Linked DNA regions of Homo sapiens: region 2 is linked to region 1. A link is a contact called in ENCODE Hi-C or POLR2A ChIA-PET data. All regions are on one chromosome and are shown on one strand. Each heading gives the region's core, a stretch centred on a gene start or an enhancer-like site at or near the end of the contact. The rest is flanking DNA. Distances are from core to core; before and after follow the strand shown. Region 1 has its middle 69 kb from the start of VOPP1-DT. Region 2 overlaps VOPP1 (VOPP1 WW domain binding protein).

Evidence for each region. Hi-C counts contacts between places; a loop is a spot of excess contacts on that map. ChIA-PET counts read pairs that join two places held with the same protein, here RNA polymerase II (POLR2A). Pooled maps may share reads with other maps.
Region 2: a loop to region 1 is called in a pooled map, with 6 times the contacts of the local background. The contact joins two enhancer-like sites. A Hi-C loop is called at or near these places in 8 of 50 pooled maps. POLR2A ChIA-PET finds 5 or more read pairs at or near these places in 3 of 52 experiments (Panc1, RWPE1 and WTC11).

The regions. Positions count from the first base shown.
Region 1 is chr7:55,639,513-55,643,293 of GRCh38, reverse strand. No RefSeq gene overlaps it. Among named protein-coding and RNA genes, the nearest start is that of VOPP1-DT, 69 kb to the right of the region's middle. Within about 2 kb of position 1,878, at least 2 of the 41 ENCODE cell types and tissues checked have a DNase peak (open chromatin) inside an H3K27ac peak, as active enhancers do.
Region 2 is chr7:55,532,330-55,536,110 of GRCh38, reverse strand. All of the region lies in intron 1 of VOPP1 (VOPP1 WW domain binding protein), which reads left to right. Among named protein-coding and RNA genes, the nearest start is that of VOPP1, 38 kb to the left of the region's middle. RefSeq lists enhancers at 1,025-1,184, 1,205-1,814, 1,855-1,914, 2,255-2,324, 2,395-2,514 and 2 more. Within about 2 kb of position 1,695, at least 21 of the 41 ENCODE cell types and tissues checked have a DNase peak (open chromatin) inside an H3K27ac peak, as active enhancers do.

The sequences.
Region 1 (3,781 bases), core at 629-3,128:
AATATTAGACGTACTCTCTAACATAACACTCTTAACAAGAAAGATTTTTAAATGCATAATTTAAAAAATCTATAAATAAGCATGTTTAAGGACTTCATTACATACTTTACAATTTGGTAAACACTTGCATTTAATTAATACTTACATTCACTGAATTAACACTATTATCAACTCATCAGTAACATTTTTAGAATCATCTTTTAAGCATGTGCTTATAAACACTTTACAGTGAGCCACGTTCACTCACTGATGTAACAATTTTCAGAACAAAGCTTTTAAAATGCATGGAAAGAGGCTGGGCGCGGTGGCTCACACCTGTAATCCCAGCACTTGGGGAGGCTGAGGCGGGAAGATCACCTGAGGTCAGAAGTTCGAGACTAGCCTGGCCAATATGGTGAAACCCTGTCTCTACTAAAAGTACAAAGAAAATTAGCCGAGCCTGGTGGCATCCACCTGTAGTCCCGGCTACTTGGGAGGCCGAGGCAGGAGAATCACTTGAACCTGGGGGGCACAGGAAGTTGAAGTGAGCCAAGATTGCACCATTGCACTCCTGCCTGGGTGGCAGAGTGAGACTCCATCTCAAAAAATATATATATAAATAAAATAAAATGCGTGGTAAGAAAAATCTTTAAAGAACCATGTTTAAACACTTTATTACATACATTCCAGTTTGATAATACTTGCATTCACTGAATTAACATAGTCACCAACTCATTTTATCAATGACACACTTAGATCATCTTTTAGCCATGTGTCTACTAACTATTCCCTACATAGTATTACATCCACTCACTGAAATAACACTCTTCATTACAAAGCTCTTAAAATGAATAACAAAAGCATCTTTTAAAACATGTTTAAACACATTATTGCATACTTTATAATGTGGTAAGCACTTGCATTCAATGAGTTAACATAGTAACCAACTCATCTAATAAATAACATTATTAGAATTATCTTTAATGTAAGTGTCTACAACCTCACACACATATCCACTTACTAAAAGAACAGTCTTCACAACAAAGATTTTAAGAGGTTTATTTAAAGGTATTCTTTAAATAAACATATTTAAACATTTTATTATATATTTGCAATTGGTAAACACTTGAAATCACTAAATTAATACATTTACAAATTCATTTTTCCAGCAACATCTTAGAAATATCTTTTAAGTATGTGTCTACAAATACCTTACTACATGTTACTCATTTAACACCCTTCACAGTAAAGCTTTCAAAATTCATAAGGGCAGTGACATCACCAAAAAGGCTGAGTAGAAGCAAGCTGGTTTCCACTTCCTGACCCACAGGAAATCTTAAACAAATGCACAGCACCAAGATTATCATCAGCAATATCACAGAACTCAAATATGTGAATAAGATAGTTACTGAAATAATGGAGAAGTGAAAAAATCCATGCAGACATAAAAGAGTAAGACTTTTATATTCCTGACATCCTAGCACAAATCTGCCAGACACCAAGTGTGCAGATAATTTTTCACTATTAAATCTTACTAGACCAAAAAAAAAAAAAAAAAAAAGATGAAGAAGAAGATTAAGGAAGACAACCAGCTTTCCCATCATCTTGGGATTCCAGGCAGAAGACACCCACAAGAAGTATAGCCAGTGCCTTAAGGGAGAAAAACTCCTGAGGACACCCAGAAACAAAGAGATTAGGTTGCAACTAGTATCCCCAGCCTGGGAAATTTAGTTATTTAGCCAAAGGAGATGCCAAATCACAGTGGCTGTTCAGTAACACCATGCTGTAGGAGCTATGTTTCATAGGTTCTCAGACCATAAATCCCTAGCTAGCCTTGCCAAGCTTCCCTGGTATTCCCTTTAGGACTTCCCTCATCTGGCACAAGAAGTGCTCTGAATGGTTGCTAGAGCTGAGGCAAACCTGGGATTAAGGTGCCATCTAGTGCCATAAAGGAGGTAGTGACATAGCAAAAAGGATATTCAAGGTAAATTGCAAACAATCTCTAACACACCCGATAGAAAATTAAACAAGCCAGACAGAGAAGATTCGAATGAATAACTAATCCTTTAATGCAGAGACGTAGATGTACATTCATAAGAAAAAACAGCAAACAAAAAAACCATAATCTTCCCGAGTGGACAAAGCAAGAAGCCACTGGCCAACACTAACTAAACAGTGATAGGTGGGCTCTCTGATCAAGAATCCAAAATAGTATTTTTTTTTTTGAGACAGAGTCTTGCTCTTGTCACCCAGACTGGAGTGCAATGGCACGATCTCGGCTCACTGCAACCTCTGCCTCCCAGGTTCAAGTGATTCTCCTCCCTCAGCCTCCCGAGTAGCTGGGATTACAGGTGCCCGCCACCATACCCTGCTAACTTTTGTATTTTTTTAGTAGAGACGGAGTTTCACCATGTTAGCAAGGCTGGTCTCGAACTCCTGACCTCGTGATCTGCCCGCCTCAGTCTCCCAAAGTGCTGGGATTACAGGCGTGAGCCACTGCACCCAGCCCCAAAGTAGTATTTTTAAGGAAATTCAGTGATATACAAAATAATACAGAAAAGCAATTAAGAAATTTATCAGATAAATTTAAGGAAAAAGATTGAAATGATTTTTTAAAAACATCAAACGGAAATCCTAAAACTAAGAAGTACATCTGCTGAACAAAAATTCATGAGAGGCTCTCAATGGCAGATGCATCAAGCAGAGAAAGAAATCAGTGAGCTTAAAGACAGGCTAATGGAAAATACACAGACGAGATAAAAGAATGAAAAGTAATAAAGCATGCCTATAAGATATAGACAATCACATTGAAATAGTAAATCTAAGAATTACTGGTGTTCAAGAGGAAGCTGAGCAAAAGCAAGGAATGGAAAGTTTATTCAAAGAGGCAGGGTGCAGTGGCTCATGCCTGTAATCCCAGCACTTTGGGAGGCTGAGACAGGTGGATCACTGAAGGTCAGGAGTTCCAGACCAGCCTGACCAACATGGTGAAACCTTGTCTCTATTAAAAATACAAAAATTCACCGGATGTGGTGGTACGCAGCTGTAATCCCAGATACCTGGGAGGCTGAAGCAAAATAATTGCTTGAACTTGGGAGTCAGAGGTTGCAGTGAGCTGAGATCATGCCACTGCATTCCAGCCTGGGTGACAGAGTGAGACTCCTTCTCAGAAAAGAAAAAGGGAAAAAAAGAAAGTCTATTCAAAGAAATAATAACAGAAAACTTTCCAAAACTTGAGAAAGACATAAATCTCCAAGTATAAGAAGGTCAGAGATCACCAGACAGAGTAAAGCCAAATAAGATTACCCTAGGGCATAGGATAATAAAACCCTCAAAGGCCTAAGACAAATAAACTACTAAAAGCAGCAAGGGAAAATAAGTGAATAATATAAAGGAGCTCCAATCTGACTGGCAGCAGACTTCTAAATGGCAACTGTCCAACCCAGGAGAAAGTGGGAGTACATGTAAAGTGCTGAAAGACTAAAATTGTCAACTGTGAATACTGTAACCAGCAAAGCTATCCTTCAAACATGAAGGGGAGATAGTGTTTCTCAGACAAACAAAAGTTAAGAGAATGCATCTCATCAGACCCATCTCACAAGAAATGCCAAAGAAATTTCTTCAGTCTGAAAAGAGAAAAACGCAAATGTGCAAAAAAGAAAACATCTAAAGTTATAAAACTCATTGGTAAAAATAAGCCAACAGACAAACTCAAAATTTTGTAACTGTAGTATGCAGTCCACTTATCACTTTAGTGTGATGACTAAAAGACAAATCTATGAAAAACAAAAGTATCTACAGA
Region 2 (3,781 bases), core at 446-2,945, 110 kb after region 1:
TTTCCTGAACGCTTGGCCTGGGTCAGGCACTGGGGCCAACAGGGTGGCCGAGGCAGGGCCCTTACTCCTCAGGAGCTCCTGAAGACCCAACCCTGCAGGAGGAGCCAGGGCCCTGAGTGCATGATCCTTGCTTGGCACAGAGTGTGGGTCAGGTGTAGGAAAGAGTCGGTCGTCATCAAGGAAAGAACACTGTCTTTGGAGATAGTCTCAGACCTGCGGTAAGTTGATGTCTGCCTGCCCAGCCTCTGCACAGAGGGACAGTGCCCCAACTGCATCCTGGGATGGCAGACACAGTGCTGAGCATGTCTGCTGGTTGAGGGCAGCCCACTCCTTCCCATGGTCTCATTAGGACCAAATAAGTTCACGGAAGGGAAGATTCCTTGTAAGCTGAAGTGCTGAGAGTTAAATTTAATCAGAGCCCCAAGGGGGAAAACTAACAACTCACCTTCTGGAAGTCTCGAAAATTTTCATCCAAGTGACACTGAGGCTGAGGCTCCGTTGGTGGAAACTCTGAAGAAGTGTTTTCCAGATGGAAGTGAATAGACCTAGGGTTCTCTAGAGGTGCATGGATGGAAATGGCTGCGGGGCGGGGGACTGGGAGGAGCGGCAGAGACAGGAAGAGCCAATGGCATGTGGGGGCGGCCAGGCCAGAAGGACACTCCCTGGGGTCTGTACTTCACCCTCAGTGAGGCAGCAGGGTTTCCAGGGGGAGCCTGCCCCAGTGCCCTCTGAGCTCACTGAGCTTTGCCCTGATCAGTCAGCCCCACTCTTTTTGCTTGTTTGTGTAATGAAGCCCACTGAAGATAAAATTGCATTCAGAAGAAAGAAAATTATGACCTCAAGGGGAAGCAAAGAGAAACCCACAGTGAATGGGGAGCCCCTGGAGATTTTCTAGCAGGAGTTGGTGTGCTGTGTGCCCTCCTTTCCTATTCTCTATGACAGAGCCCTGCGTAGCCCCCTGAGCTTTGTCAAGGCTGCTGAGAGGTTTAGGGGCAGGTGCAGTGTCAGGAGTCCCCCAGCCAGGCCCTGGCACTAGAGGCCATGCGGCCAGACTTGGATGTGGCAGTGGTCTTGGGGCAGGTGCTGCAGGCTCTACCACTCTTCAACTGTGTCTTCCTGTTCTCCTCTTCTCCCATCAGCAAGCTCACCCCCTGGCTTTTGATGCCAGCCTCCTTTGTGGTGTGGCAGGAATGTCCTGGGAAGAGACAAGGCTTGACCACGTGGATGGAGTGGGAAGACAGGAGGCACTGGGGACAGCATGTGGCTGGGGTGAGCTAGTGGGCGGTGGTACTTTCCCCAAAGTCCAGAGCACTGGGTGGGAGCAGCGCTCAGCTGTAGGGATGTCTGGTGTGAGGTTCTTCTGGGCACCTGGCAGAGATCCCAGGTGGCAACTGGCAGAAGGTCCCCAGCTCAGAGTGGGCCCTGCATGGCGTTGTATGCTGGTGTTCTTTTGTGGGCAGGACACCTGCAAGAGGGCTACAGCTGGAGAAATGGGTGGGGAGGAGTGGCTGTTGACAGCTCCCTGGGCCCAGAGAGAATTGAGTCAGAATTGGGGAAATTGCAGAGCGAGCTCAAAAGCAGAAACCCAGTTGGGGGAAAGTACTGAGCCCAGGGCTCTAAATGACTAATGCAGAAATGATGTTAAGTTTACCTCCAGTCAGAGTGAAACTTTGGGCAGCCCCCGCTCCCTACACGCAGCTGCCCTTCAGGGGAAGTGAGAATTGGCCCAAGCCACAGGTGACCATGACAGGACCTTGCACTAGCTGAGACCCGAGGGTTTAGGAAATTATATGAGAAATGAAGCAAGAGATGATTATCTTTTGACAGCCAAGTCCCCAGATGGAATTTAGATATTTGAACTAGGCCTAAGGAATGTCTGTCTATTAAGTGTCTGTAGAAATTTCTGTCATCTGCTTGCACTTGCTGTTTTACTCTGCTACCATTCTTTTCTCTCTCCATCTCGTAAAAAAAAAAAAAAAGCTACATGAAATGATTTCCTTCACGGATTTTAACAAGCCAGGACACAGTGACAGCTATTAGAAATTATAGCTGACAGGGCTGGGAGACAGCTGTACAGTTTGCTGGTGACCTTGCACAAATGAGTTGTTTTGGGTGGAAAAGCTGTTGCTTATTTACAACACTGAGGCAGAGTTGTTGCTTTTGGATCTGAGTTTTGCCATCCTCCTTCCTGTGGGTGTTTTCACTCATCTACCTCCCTACCCACCCACCACACACTGGGTACGAGAAAAGGTAAGAAGAAAAGACTGGGAGGATCAGAGGATATGAAGGTCAGTCCCCAGACAACATCATCGAAGTTCACCCCATCACTATGTTGATGACTGAGGAGGGAAAGCCAGGTAGGGATTTAGGATTAACCTGAGTGCTGTTCTACATTCAGCCTCCCTTGCTAGTCTCCCTGATGGGGACTTTCCTTTGGTGGGTAGTATGAGGGGTTCTTTGAGTTAGCAGAGTCCCTTCCATCTGAAGAAGCTGAGGCTCAGGGGAGTTTCCAGGCAGTGAGACCCTAGGTCCGGAAGGTTCCCTGATGTGGTGTCCCACATAGCTGCTTCCTCTTTCGTGGTTAAAAGCAGATGGCAGACAGCACAGTCAACCACGGTCATCTCTGAGGCTGACTCAGAGCAGGCAGGTGTTTTTTTGTTTTTGTTTTTTTTTCTTGGCACAGGGAAATCTAAATGAGAGAAGAAATATTTATAAGTGATGGCTCTGGAAGCTGCTTGTGGGTGGACAGTGATGCCCTTCCTGAGTGGGGAAGGCAGGGGCATTTCTGCTGCTGTCCTTGGGCACTGCCTTTCAAGAGCACCACACTGCCCCTTGCATGCACCCACAGACAACACTGAGTGACCGGCCTCCATCCTCACTGGTCTGACCTGGAGGCAGCTGACTGAACCAGCTTTTAGGAGGCACTCATGTGAGTTTGTGTTAAACAGAAATGATTGAGTTGATTGGGTTCAGGAGAGAGACAGAACTGGCATCAAAATCACCTTCCTGGCACATATGTTCTCAGTCCTCCTGGTTTTAGCTTAGGCCTCCACACTGCCAGAGACTCCCTGAAGATTTTCTGATACACAGATGCTGCTTTGGGGCAGCACGTGGAACTGACTCTCTTTCTCCCCAAATTTGCTGTAACAGCTTAGTCCCTTAACATTTATAACCAATCAATTCATGACAAGAAATAGAAAGTCTTCTAAGCACAAGAAATTGCTTTTTGACTCCAGGTTAAATATTACCAGATTTAATGAAAATGCATATTACTAGAATTGAGGGGGTGTGAAATTTGGTAGTAGTGAAAAGGAATGAGAGGAGTACACGTGGCAGTGCTTCCCAGTACCTTCCTGGGAAGAGAATGCTGACAGGGTGTGCCAGAAGCCATGAAAACTTCCATGGAAAGGGGAGGAGCCTCCCTCAGATTGCTTTGAGCTGTATTTTTCCACACCAGGGTATCATTTCCAAGCTGGTGGTTGTAACTAGTGTAGTTTCTAAACTTCTGTTTTTTGTTTGTTTGTTTTTCTGGTTCATTTTGGATCACAGGTTCCATATTCTCACTCTCCATAGAGACACAAAAGTACGTTGTAGAGAATGTTAACTGCATCTTTAGGTTGAGCTTTACTTGACCATGATTCTCAAGAATAAACCGACACAGCACACAATGTAACGACTTAGCAGGAGGCTCTTAGAATAGTGGGCATGCGCCAGGTGGTTCGCATACACTGTTTCATGTAAACCTCAAGGCAAGACAGAAATACCTCTCTCCAGTCTGTAG